Regions from separate parts of the Homo sapiens genome. Here region 1 is linked to region 2. The links are chromatin contacts, found by Hi-C in ENCODE. All regions are on one chromosome and are shown on one strand. The core of a region is the stretch at or near the end of the contact, and the rest is flanking DNA. Distances in the headings are between cores, read along the strand shown.

What was found. A loop is a pair of places that touch in the nucleus more often than their neighbours do. Pooled maps may share reads with other maps.
Region 1: a map of heart right ventricle shows a loop between it and region 2 (2.8-fold over the local background). The contact joins two enhancer-like sites. A Hi-C loop is called at or near these places in 14 of 168 maps with a recorded cell type or tissue (Calu3, Right ventricle myocardium inferior, dorsolateral prefrontal cortex and 3 more) and 12 of 50 pooled maps.

What each region holds. Positions count from the first base shown.
Region 1 is chr6:168,027,327-168,033,527 of GRCh38, reverse strand. It overlaps KIF25 (kinesin family member 25), which reads right to left. Exons shown (of 13, transcript NM_030615.4): 6 at 3,851-4,036; 7 at 2,681-2,755. The coding sequence starts at 3,942. Among named protein-coding and RNA genes, the nearest start is that of KIF25, 33 kb to the right of the region's middle. RefSeq lists a silencer at 3,906-4,087. Within about 2 kb of position 3,472, at least 7 of the 41 ENCODE cell types and tissues checked have a DNase peak (open chromatin) inside an H3K27ac peak, as active enhancers do.
Region 2 is chr6:167,933,900-167,939,733 of GRCh38, reverse strand. The region is part of intron 23 of AFDN (afadin, adherens junction formation factor); the gene reads right to left. It overlaps LOC107986673 (a long non-coding RNA gene), which reads right to left and starts at 4,970. Exons shown (of 2, transcript XR_001744471.2): 1 at 4,772-4,970; 2 at 3,255-4,437. Within about 2 kb of position 1,638, at least 2 of the 41 ENCODE cell types and tissues checked have a DNase peak (open chromatin) inside an H3K27ac peak, as active enhancers do.

The DNA of each region.
Region 1 (6,201 bases), core at 2,223-4,722, 92 kb before region 2:
GTAACTATCTATTTTTTTTTTTTTTTTTGAGACGGATTCTTGCTCTGTCACATAGGCTGGAGTGCAATGGCACAATTTTGGCTCATTGCAACCTCTGCCTCCTGGGTTCAAGCAATTCTCCTGCCTAAGCCTCCCAAGTAGCTAGGATCACAGGCATGCATCAGCACGCCCAGCTAATTTTTGTATTTTTAGTAGAGATGGAGTTTCGCCATATTGGCCAGGCTGGTCTCAAACTCCTGGACTCAAGGGATCCTCCTGCTTTAACCTCCTAAAGTGCTGGGATTACAAGCATGAGCCATTTTTGCGTATGTTTCATACAAAAGAAAAATTTTGTATTTTGTAATTGGAAGCGACTTTGAGGTGTTCATGTCCACAGTCAATCCACATGTGCTGAGGTCCTCTCTGTGACGTAGCACCTGCTGCCTCTCGGCCCCAAGACTCTCAATTAGCTAACTGCAGCTTATTTCAGAGAAGTTAACTACCAACATCCCTACATTTCCTTCCAATTGTGCTATTTAGCCCAAAATATTAATGGGAGGATCAGAAATATTTGGAAGAATATTTAAAATAAGTATGATAGAAAATCATCCTCTTAGTCATGATGTTTAAGATGTTCATGGTTGTAAAGGTATGGGTCCACCTGACCTGATGCTAAGTGGGTTCATGCCTCAGAGCAGGATCTCCGGCCCTGACCCCCCGTCCGAGTCATCTGGGGAGATTCAGCAAGTCCTGCACTCAGAAATTCTGACTTAACTGGTCAACTGTGACTCCGGTGTATCAATACCGGTTTAACGTGGTGTACCCACCACAAGTCCAACAAATAAAGCTTGTTGTTTTGACAAAATGATTGCAAGACAGTGTTCTGATTGACATCTAAGTCTCCCCTAGAAAAGGACAGGAAAAGCAGCAGAGCCCAGTCCTGGGGCTGACGGTTTGAGTCACTAGGGTTGACTGTTACATTCCAGCCACAAGAGCCTGGAAACCACAAGCTCCCGCCAAGCTGATCAGGCCTCTGCGTTACCATCCTGTGAGTTTTCCTTCCAGGATTAAAAAGTCTCAAGGCATTCATAACAAAACCCCACTATAGGCTATGTCTCTTCCAGCTTCCCTGAATTCATTTACATGCATTTCTTTGTGTGGAGAATATCTTTGACTACAACAGATAAACGGGTTCTTACAGGAGTCTTTCAACCATTTAAGAATGAACATTAAAAGGAAACTTCCCGGAGAAGGAAGCTGTAAACCAAAAACACAATTCTAAGGCCCCCCAGCCATCTGAATGGACTTCCTCCTTGGCCAGGGCACTCTAAAATTTAACCTCAGAGTCTGGTTCAGGCCATGACGGGAAGTGGGGGCCGGACAGGCCTCACGATACCCTGCAGCCTTAATATCGACACAGATCTTACATCTGATAAGAAACATCTACACTCTGTTCTCTCTGAAGCTGCTACCTAAAGGCTTCCTCTGCAAATGAGAACTTTAGTCTCCATAATCCTTTACCTTAACCCAGACATTCCAGAGCCAATGTATTTTTAAAATGAATTGGATTGAAGTCTCATGTCTCCCTGAAATGTACAAAACCAAGCTGCGCCCGACCACCCTGGGCATGTGCTCTCAGGACCTCCTGGGCTGTGTCATGGGCCACGGTCACTCATATTTGGCTCAGGATAAATCTCTCCCAATATTTTACAGGGTTTGACTCTTTTTGCTGACAAGACTCAGAACTCAAACTAACTCCATCTGTTTCGCATTATCCTGGAAAGGCAGTTCTGGCAGTGATCACTGTGACCACGATGTCTTTTTTATTTCTGGAATCTGCTTACTTAAAAGATGCCTACTTAAAAAGAGACTCCCCTATCATTTTCAAAACCATTTCTTCAGATGGGTATAAAAATCCCAGCCCTCTGGAGGAAGAGTTGAAGCAGCAACTGCATCATGATTGGCGGAGCGGCCCCGCGTGCGTGCGTGGTCAGATGCAGGAGCTTCCTGACTTGACCCTACTCGTTGGATCATGTGCCTTTGGGACGCGCAGCACACTGTGTAATTACAGTTTCTAGGTCCTTGAGGTTCCTTGAGGTTGGCTGTGCAGAAGCCTTTGCTGGACAATGCAAGTAAGTCTTCGTCAGGAACTTTATGTGGACTTCTGCCACAAAACTGAGATTCTTCAAAATGCCCCAGAGTGGAAAGTATTGGCTTAAGGTGTCTCCATTAAGTAAAAAAAAATTCTTCATTCCTAAATTACAGCCCACTGCCTTTGACATCAGTAGTTGTATACTGCAAGAATAGAAGGCTGATTCCCAAAGGGAAAAGTCCCTAAATCTGACATTAACATTCCTTACAGATTTTTTTTAAATTCTGAAATGTTAGAATCCCAGAGAGAATGGCAGCTGCACTCACAGGCTTAAGCCCACATGCACTGTAACTAAAGTGGAGTTTGGAATCCCAGGTGGATATGCTCATTTAACAAGCATTCTCCAAATCATTCTCACTCCTTTTCCCAGGGTGCGGAAATAGTCTCCACGGATGCAAGTGGAGTCCATGCTGGGTGACCCATGGGCATGCTCTGCAGTGCTGTAGAATGCTCAGACTCTAATGCTACATTCTCACTCCACAGCACAGTGAAGCTTCTTTATATTCAAATGTAACTATGATGACTGGCCTTAAAAATATTTTAACTCACCCATCCAAGAGAGAAGTGAGTAGGGGGCACACATCTCCAAAGACCGCGCTCTGAGACTCTGCTGGACCATAAACCCTGAGAGACAAAGTGAAAATGCTGTATTAATAGAAGCAGCAGAAAGCGGCTCTAGCATGCAGACTCAGAAACCTGGGAACACAACGCCCCGTGTACTTCCCATCCCCCCAACGCCATCAGGATTCTTCAACAAAAGATTAATCTGTGTTATTTTTCAAGATAACAGAGGTTAATAAAGAGTAAAGATAGTACTTTCTGCTATGAAAATGTAATAAGCATAAATGAAGTGACAGATGCTTGCAAGAAAGGAAGGAAGGAAGGAAGGGAAGGGGAAGGGAGGGAAGAGCGGGAGGGGAAAGGAGAGGGGAGGGAAGATGAGAGGGGAGGGGAGGGAGGAGGAGGGGGAGGGAGGGAGAGAGAGAGGGACAGAGGGAGGATATAATTATCCCATAACTAAATTAGCTCTACTTTAGAGGGCCCAATAATCACAATGTAAAAATCCCACTCTGAGCAATATTTGATATATAACATTTGATTTTTATGTTCAAGCTCTTAAAAATCTTGTTTTCCTAGGCCCCAGGTCAGTTCAGCAGAACTTGAATTGATATCATGGGACTGGATGTCCACTCTGAAAAGGAAACCTCATGTGGTTCTGGGTCTATAAACAGGTACAAATAAAATAGGAAGCAACGTCCAAAAAATGCCGTTTCCTGCACAATTTGAAAGAAGCCTGGAGCACGGTGAGAGAACAGGCTCCCTGGCAGCTGCCCAGCACTGGTGGTTGGTTGCACTTGGTCAGGTATGCTTTAATGTGAACCTCAGTTTCCTGAACGACAGGTTTTGACTTAGCTGGAACCAAGTTTTTTCCTTCCTTCATTTTCAAGTGTGTCCTGACGCTCAGTTGATCCACTTCGCCTCCAGCAGCGGCATTAATTTGACATGGGGGAGGGGACCCTTATGAGGTGTTCCACATGCATGATGTAGAGGGTGTGGTGAGCACTGTGTGGGAAGATGCTCAGGGCTGAGATCTTTTTTAACTTTTCACTCAGAAAATACACCAAGATACAAAAGTAGAAAGAATAGAAAAGTGAGCCCCATGTGCACATCACCCGGCTCCAGACCCAGGCCTGGCCTGCTTCTCACGCTGAAGCTGACCTGAGGTCCTTGTCATCTGGGAAGGCCAGGACGGCTCCAGACCCAGGCCTGGCCTGCTTCTCACGCTGAAGCTGACCTGAGGTCCATGTCATCTGGGAAGGCCAGGACGGCTCCAGACCCAGGCCTGGCCTGCTTCTCACGCTGAAGCTGACCTGAGGTCCATGTCAGCTGGGAAGGCCAGTATATCTGTAAAGGATCATGACTTGAAAACGTAACAGTATTACCACGACCATGCCTTAACATGAATGTTAGTTATTCTTTAACACCATCCAAAAGTCAGTGTTCGCATTTCCTTAATTGTCTAGTTAAGTTACTTTTTCCAGCTGGTGTTTTAGAAATAATAATTCATCATGGCATCTACATTGCACAGGGTTGCTGCCTTCTAAGTTTCCTAATCTATGGCAAGGGTTGGCAAACTATTTCTGAAAAAACTAGATCGTAAATATTTTAGGTTTTGTGTACATCTTACCTTTAAAGAATACTGGAGTTTTTCCCATAATAGGAGGGAAAAGTCCAAGATGCCAACTACCTGCAATACTCTTTACCTGCAATACTATTTAATATTGCAACGAGCTATGATTGGCTTATGCAGTTGAACAAAAGAAATCAATTAGTGACATAAGAATCAGAAAAGGCAAAACAATCTCTACTTGGAGCTAATATGGCCATACATCTGAGAAATCCAAAATGAAAAGACAAAGAAAATTACTAAATCAGTAAAATAATTTAACAAAACAGCAGGTCATAAAATTAATGTAAAAACATCCATAGCCTCTATATATACAAACAGAGTTAGAAGACATGCTGGGAGATGAGACTCTATCAGTGATAGCAACAAAAATATGCCTGGAAATAAACTTAATAAGAAATGTTCTAATCCTTCATGAAGAAAATGATAAAAAGGCTCCTGAAAATACATGATTAAACTCAAACAAGTGAAAAGTCACGGCATGTTCCTGAATAGAAGAGTCAACTCATGAAGATGCCAGTTTTTCCAAAGTTGGTTTATAAACTTACCTCAATCCCCCCCAAAATACTATATATGCTGTCAGGTTTTTCCTGGAGCTCCAAAGTTTTGTTACAATTTTTTTTGGCAAAATAAAAGAACGAGAATAGAAAGAAGCCCTGGAAAATAGAGGAACTGGGATGGGACGGGCTCAGACACTGGAACCTTCTCTGAGACTCTATCTATGACAGCTTGGTCTTGCTGCGTGAATTAGTAAGTAGGCCGAAGGAAGACAGATACAACTCCATGTGGCAACGGGCTGTCAGATAAAGGGGCATCTCAGGTCAGTGGGGAGAGAGGTGTTTTAATAAGTGGTGTTACAGGCCGGGCACGATGGCTCACGCCTGTAATCCTAGCACTTTGGGAGGCCAAGGTGGACAGATCATTTGAGCCCAAGAGTTTGAGACCAGCCTGGGCAACGGGCAAAACTCCATCTCTATATCCTTTTTTTAAATAAATAAATTTTAAAATATTATTTTTAATTAATATTTTAAAAAATAAGTGGCGTTGCAGTAAATGAATAGATATAAAAAGATAAAATGGGGTCAATTCTTTATAAAATGGACTAGGACACATTCCCAACAGACCACGAGTTTAATGAAAACCACCCGGCCATGCGTGTCCCAGCAGAGTCCACAGGGGGGTTCTTCTGGAACCTGGCAGCCTTTTTACCTACGATCATGTAAACATGTTCGTGTGGCTCAAAGACACCAGAAGCAAACGACAGACTGAGAAAGTAGCGGCGGCTTAAATATTTCTGTTCTATCAAGTGCTCCTAGAGATAGAGAAGGGAAAGGTCAGTCCTTGTAGAGAAGTGAAGAATGCACAGAAAAAAAGATGCGAATGTCAGAAGCACACGAAAAGACTCAACTTCGCTCTGAAGAGACGCGACACAGAGAACCCGTTTCTCACCCACGGACCGGAACAACCCATGCATCTGACCTCGTGCTCCGTGGGGATGTGGAGGGAAGCCGGCCTTGCCCACGCGGCTGTCCGGGGAGGAGGGGCGGTCCCGGTGCCAGTGGGAAGCTGGCCCTGGGACCTGGCACCCCCAGCACCCACCTCCCACAGTCATGTCCAGCCACACCCAAGGCTCCTGTGCTTGGACCCTGTCATTCTCATTCTTTTTCTTCATAACTTTGACCATTTTCCCCCCAACCTGGAATCTCCTTTCCCTTTTTCTTTCTCTCTCTCTCTTTTTTTTTTTTTTTTTTTTTGGAGACAGAGTCTTGCTCTGTCGCCCAGGCTGGAGTGCAATGGCCCAATCTCAGCTCACTGCAACCTCTGTCTCCTTGGTTCAATCGATTCTCCCTGCCTCAGCCTCTCAAGTAGCTGGGACTACAGG
Region 2 (5,834 bases), core at 389-2,888:
TTAACTGAATTTTTTCACACATTTAATAATTTTATGTGATTCATGAATAACTTTAATTCTACAACTTGGCTGTTTAAACGACAATTTCATTCACGGAACAAATATCCATCGAGCGCCTGTATTGTCCTAAGCTCCACGTACACATCAATGAACAAACCAGACAAACACCTTTGCCGTTTGGGAGCTTCTTCTATTCTTCAGCAGAGTTTATCTGTGGTCATCCACTAATAATTTTAGTTGGAGCGCTGATAGTCCTTCTTCTTCTTTTCCTGAAAATGCTGCATGCCTATTCCCTTCCAGCTGGTACCCTAGGTCAGTTTTTAAAAAGTTCTACAAGCACTACTTATTTTTTCCTCTGCTTTCCACCTGACTACAGAAAAGCAATGATTACTGAACATCAGAATGCCAACTGTCAGTGAGAATGGGCACCTCACGACATTTTCACATGGCATTATCTTCCGGTTAATGTAATACTGACCTTGTAAAGAATAAAAATCATCCCTTTACTAAGATAACCAATTATTATCATCTCTGACAAGAAAAATGTTTAGCAATAATATTAGTAATACAGCATTTTTAGTGACACTATTATAAACAAGGAAATACCAAATATATATTTTAGAACAATAAATCAAGCCTCCTTCCTCCATTTCTGGTATGTTTTACATGATCACAATTAATACAGACCAAAAAAATGACAGTTACTTAGACAAACTGTAATAACAAAACTCCCTTTTTAAAATCATAAAATAGAATGATATCAGAAATGAAAACAGGACTGTTTCATTTCTCCCTAAAACCCAAGCCCCTGCACACACAGTTGGTGCTGCCTGCCAGTCAGCTCTTCTGCCACTCCCAATTTTCATTTTTGGAAGATGTCTTTGTTCCAGTTTCACAATAAACTTCAGTTTTGTGGCACCTGTTACTCCATGTTTCAACTCCTTCATTCAGAGCAGTAATCACATACCTGAGGGCAACCACTAGGCTCTTTTCCTTCCTAGCCACCCTATACAAGCAGACAGCCAACGTGCAAGCTGAACATGTGGACTCCACATGAACAGCACATGGCATTTAAAGAACCCGAAATCCTCTACCATTTTAAGGTAGGTAATTTATCATACTATATGCAATAGAAAATTTAATGCCTAAATTTAAATCCTGAAGCAAAACTGATCATGTACTACTGATATTTTGACTGCACTCCCTATCTTTAAATAGGTTGAAGTTTACATTATAAATTTCAGACAAATTCTGGCAAAATGAGGAAGCTCTCCTCATGACTGATCTTCTGGTCTCTCTAAATCCAATCACATTTCCTGAAGCACAGCTCAGCTCACACTATGCTGACCAGACTCTTGTAACTGCCAGCTGCTGTAAAAATTCACAGCAGCTTCCTGCATAAGTTATTCACAGCTCCATGAACCTCTCTCGTCATTCTCCACCCAAATCGCCCCTCACCTCTTCCCATTCTATCTGACTCATGTTCATGACTTGGTTGATGTTCTCTCTACACCAAGTGTCTTTCTGATGCAAGATATATGCCCAAATCCTCTCCATTCACCTCCGAGGCTCACCTGCCAGCCCACTCACCTTCCCAGTGTCAGGGAAGGTATCATCATTCACTTATGTTCTCATCACATTGGATTCTCTTTGTTCTCTTTGAGCAGTGAGTCACTGTGTCCTGCATTACAGCTACCTCTGCAAATGGCTCCTTCCTCCAACTCCATTAGAAGCTTCTTGAATATAAGGAGCTCTATCCCTTCCAGAAGAGCTTCTCAATTAGGTTGACTTATAGTTTACCAACATTGATCGATAAGGAATTTGGCCAATTTCCTATTTTAAAAACCTACGATGAGGAGGTCTGTAATTTTACTGAATAAATAGTAAGTTAAGAAGCAACCGATATGCCCATTATATATGGGTTAGCAATAAAACTGTAAAATTACTAGTTTAGAAAGATAGATACAAAAGCACTTCAGGCTCTGGCACCCAATGTGCCCTTTTAGGAAGGGAACTCAAATCCATGATTGTCAGGAAAGGCACAAATAAGACACATTCTATTTTCTTATATATTCAGAATTTATCTGAATTCTAAGTAATAACCACTTCTTTTAATTCCAAGTAAACTGAATTTATAAAATCTGTTTGTCACAAAAGGAGGTTTTCATTTAAGGAAATAAGCATTCATGATAGGGCCAGGCATGGTGGGAGTCATCCCAACACTTTGGGAGGCTGTGGCGGGAGGACTGCTTGAGGCCAAGAGTTCACAACCAGCCTAGGCAACATGGCGAGATCCTGTCTCTACAAAAAAATTTTAAAAAGCATTCATGATTATTAGAGACCTCAATTCAAAACACCCATTAAAATCTAAAAGGTCTATTCAAGGTTGATCATAAAAATGGAATTTGATCAAAAGTCAAGACAATGCATCACGAAATATATTTTGAAAATACTCTTAGACACAGAAGACAAAACAATGTGCAAGTAAAGAATACGGATCTAGATAATGTAACAGGTATCCACATTTTGGTCGGCATTCGGGCCTCCACTTCACGGACTGCTCTGCTTCATGGACATTTCCGTGGACACATTCCCTGTCCACTGACCCTGCACCTTCTGTACACACTCCTTTCCTGCAGACCCACTGGCCCTGTTCACATGCCCTTCCCTCCTATCACCTCTGGTTATTTGGATCCTACTTATACTTCAGGTGCAGCTCACAGTCATAAACTGATCATAAAAATTCTAACTACAACTGCTGAATGGAGAAATTACAGTTCTACTGGTAATTATCTTAGCAAAACAAAATTAGAGATGATTACCCAGAGATGAAAGAACTCTAGGAAATGTCTATTTGTATCACATCAATATGGGCAATTACCTTCAACCCGAACCACCACAGTCTCTGTCCAACTACAAGGTGTCCACTTGTCCAAGGTTTCTCAGTCTGGCTATGGCAGTGCAGGACTGGAATGTGCACCCTGACTGGGGGAAGAGCAGAGTAAAGAAACTCTGCTGCATCCCTGCCTCTGCTGCTGGTCAGATGCCTCAGCAAACTGTCGTCTGTCGAGCCATAACAATTCCTTAACATTATGGAGCTCTCACTACCTACCCCCCTTCATTTGAATAAATGAGAATTGTACTGCCTACGGTTAAAAAAAAAACTGTATGAAACAATTTATTAATTTCAGAAATATTAAACCACTTAATTTAGGTCTTATTTCTAAACAATAATGGACAATCTATGTAGTCTATTAAGGCTGAACTCAAAATTTATTAAAATAATTAGTGTCTTTATATTTACATGCGCACACAATTAAAATTCATTTTATGGTAATTCTATTTCTTTTCCAACTAAGAAAGAACAGCCAGGCCTAGAAGCTCTATGTTCTTTGCTGCTGTGTGTCAGCATGTAGAACATTCAAGTGTTAGCTACCAACCAAAAACAATCACAGAAATGTAGAAACAGTTCCAAGAATACTAGTGAAACGGCATTAAACACTGTGCTGTTCAGTATGGCAGTAGGCAGGCCACAGGTGGTGACAGAGCACTGAAAGTGTGGCTCATCCAAACTGAAATATGGAAATGCAGAGACTTAGTATGGAAAAAAGAATGTGAACTATCTCATTGATGATTTTTATATTGACTGCATGTTGAAATAACATTTCTGATGTATTAGATAATATAAAATATGGTATTAAAATTAACTTCACTTTTTAAAAAAACACAGCTAGCAGAAAACTGAAAATTCCCCATGTAGCTCATATTATATTTCTATCGGATAGTGCTGCACCAATAATGTAGATTTTCATAGTATGTTTGTTATGAGTAATGATAGGTACTAGCAACACATTTACAATTATGCAGATAATATGGCAAAAACAAGATTTTACCATACTATAATTTACATGCTAACATTACACATCCTGATTTCCAACCAAAAGAAAAAAAAAAGAAAAGCAAAAGAGCCATTAAAATTGAGAACACAATATTATAGATAACTCCAGAAAGGCTAAATAGTTTTAAGGATTACTTGCTTAAAGGTACCTAAATATGGTATTTGAAAAGATATTATTGCATTTTAGTCCATTTATTCTCTGCAAAACTAATTATTCAGGATTACTCATTCCTCATTTAACAAACCAGTTTCTTTAAAGAAAAGTTGAGGCAGAGGTCTTCTGAAAAGCAGTTACAGATTCCAAAGACATCAGGAATTACAAATTTCATTAAGTACAATTTTGGAATTTAATTAACCACACTTAAATACCAGAGGTAAATTTTTAAATGCACTTTTCCCCGTCTGGAGGCCCCTGAGAACATCTGCAGTACAGCGCCCACACTGCTATGTCCAGCCTTTGTGCCCTTCAATGCAATTTCAGCGTATCAGAGGGTACCCAACGTGTAGCACACACTGGCAGAAGATTTAGATCTTGTATCCTTTAAAAAACACGCAAAAAGGAAACACAAAGATCACTGCCTGTTTGATCTTAACATTTTAATCTTAAAATGCCTCTTGAAACTGCCTTTCTTTCCATTAAAAAGGAAGAAGGGGGTTTCAGAGTGGGGATGGGACTAACGAGGGAGAGGAGAGAGAAGAAAGGAGGACAAAAAAGGATGAACCAAAGCTGTATCTGAAATTCACCTGTAGAACGAGCTACAAGAGAGAATGGCAATAAATGAACAAAAAGTTATCAAAAATTATAATAAAAAACAGAAATAACTCAGCTGCCATACATTCAACTTTCCCTAGAACTGAGAAAGAAGCACGCACCTATAAGTTGCTTTGTACATCCGATGAGAAATGGCAACAAGGAAAAGACTGCTCCCCAAATGTCTTCTCTAATTCTTTTACTGCACCTTTTCAGAAGAGGGCTTATAGAAGTGTAGGTAGTCTCCCCACACGCACAGGGAGGCTCGGTCAGGCGGAGCCTAGGCTTCAAACATTCCAGTAGCAAACCCTGAGTGCGTGTGGGAGTACAACGTGATAAACAGCATAAAGACATCATTAAAACACAATCCAAAAAAAAAAGAGCAGGAGGAAGAAAGATATGCTGGCCAAATCATCATGAATCCAACCCTATTGTTCTCAGGTAAGAAAACCTAGCCTGGGTTCTCTGGCTGGTGATTTTAGAACAATAAGTGGCTGAAATGACCTCAGAGCCCAGAAGTATTTCAGTCATCAGGCATACTTCTGTTGACACTCTGCCCGCTCGCTGCTCTCCTCTGGGTTTTTCAACTGCTTTACTTCTAGTCAGATAAGTAAATCCAGGCTTGGGTTTTAAAAACATTCTAAAGATCTCTCTTCTTGGGTAGGAATTACCTTAATTGTGAAATAATCAGTTCTAAAATTCACTTTGTATATGAATTCTACATTCAGCAACCTTGGAAGTCCATGGTAAGTTACCCCCAGCAGGTTTGGTGCTGTGAGCAAGGTAACTGAGCTTGATATCTATGAGCAAGGCTGTAGTTCCAGCTCTGGGTTTCGTTTATGCTTTGTATAAAATACAAACCCAACAGACCACATCTATCTCTTCCCTCTCCATAAAATGAAGGGAACGAAGGTGGTCCCACAGATGGGATGCAGGAAGCCCATAAACCCCCAAAGACCGCACGCGACATTTGCAGGTGTGTGAATTTCACCAGGGTAGAGTGCACAACTCTCCTTAGCCTCGCAAAGCGGTGTGCGACTCAGCAGATTTTCAGGCACAAGAGACCACTGGAGGTGAGCCTGACACTCCTGACAAAGCTCCCCAGAGTCCTGGCCTGTGCAGGGGATGGGTCTGGATCACTTAAGATTCCACTGAGAGAGATGGGGCAAGCCTGGGGCAGTGTGA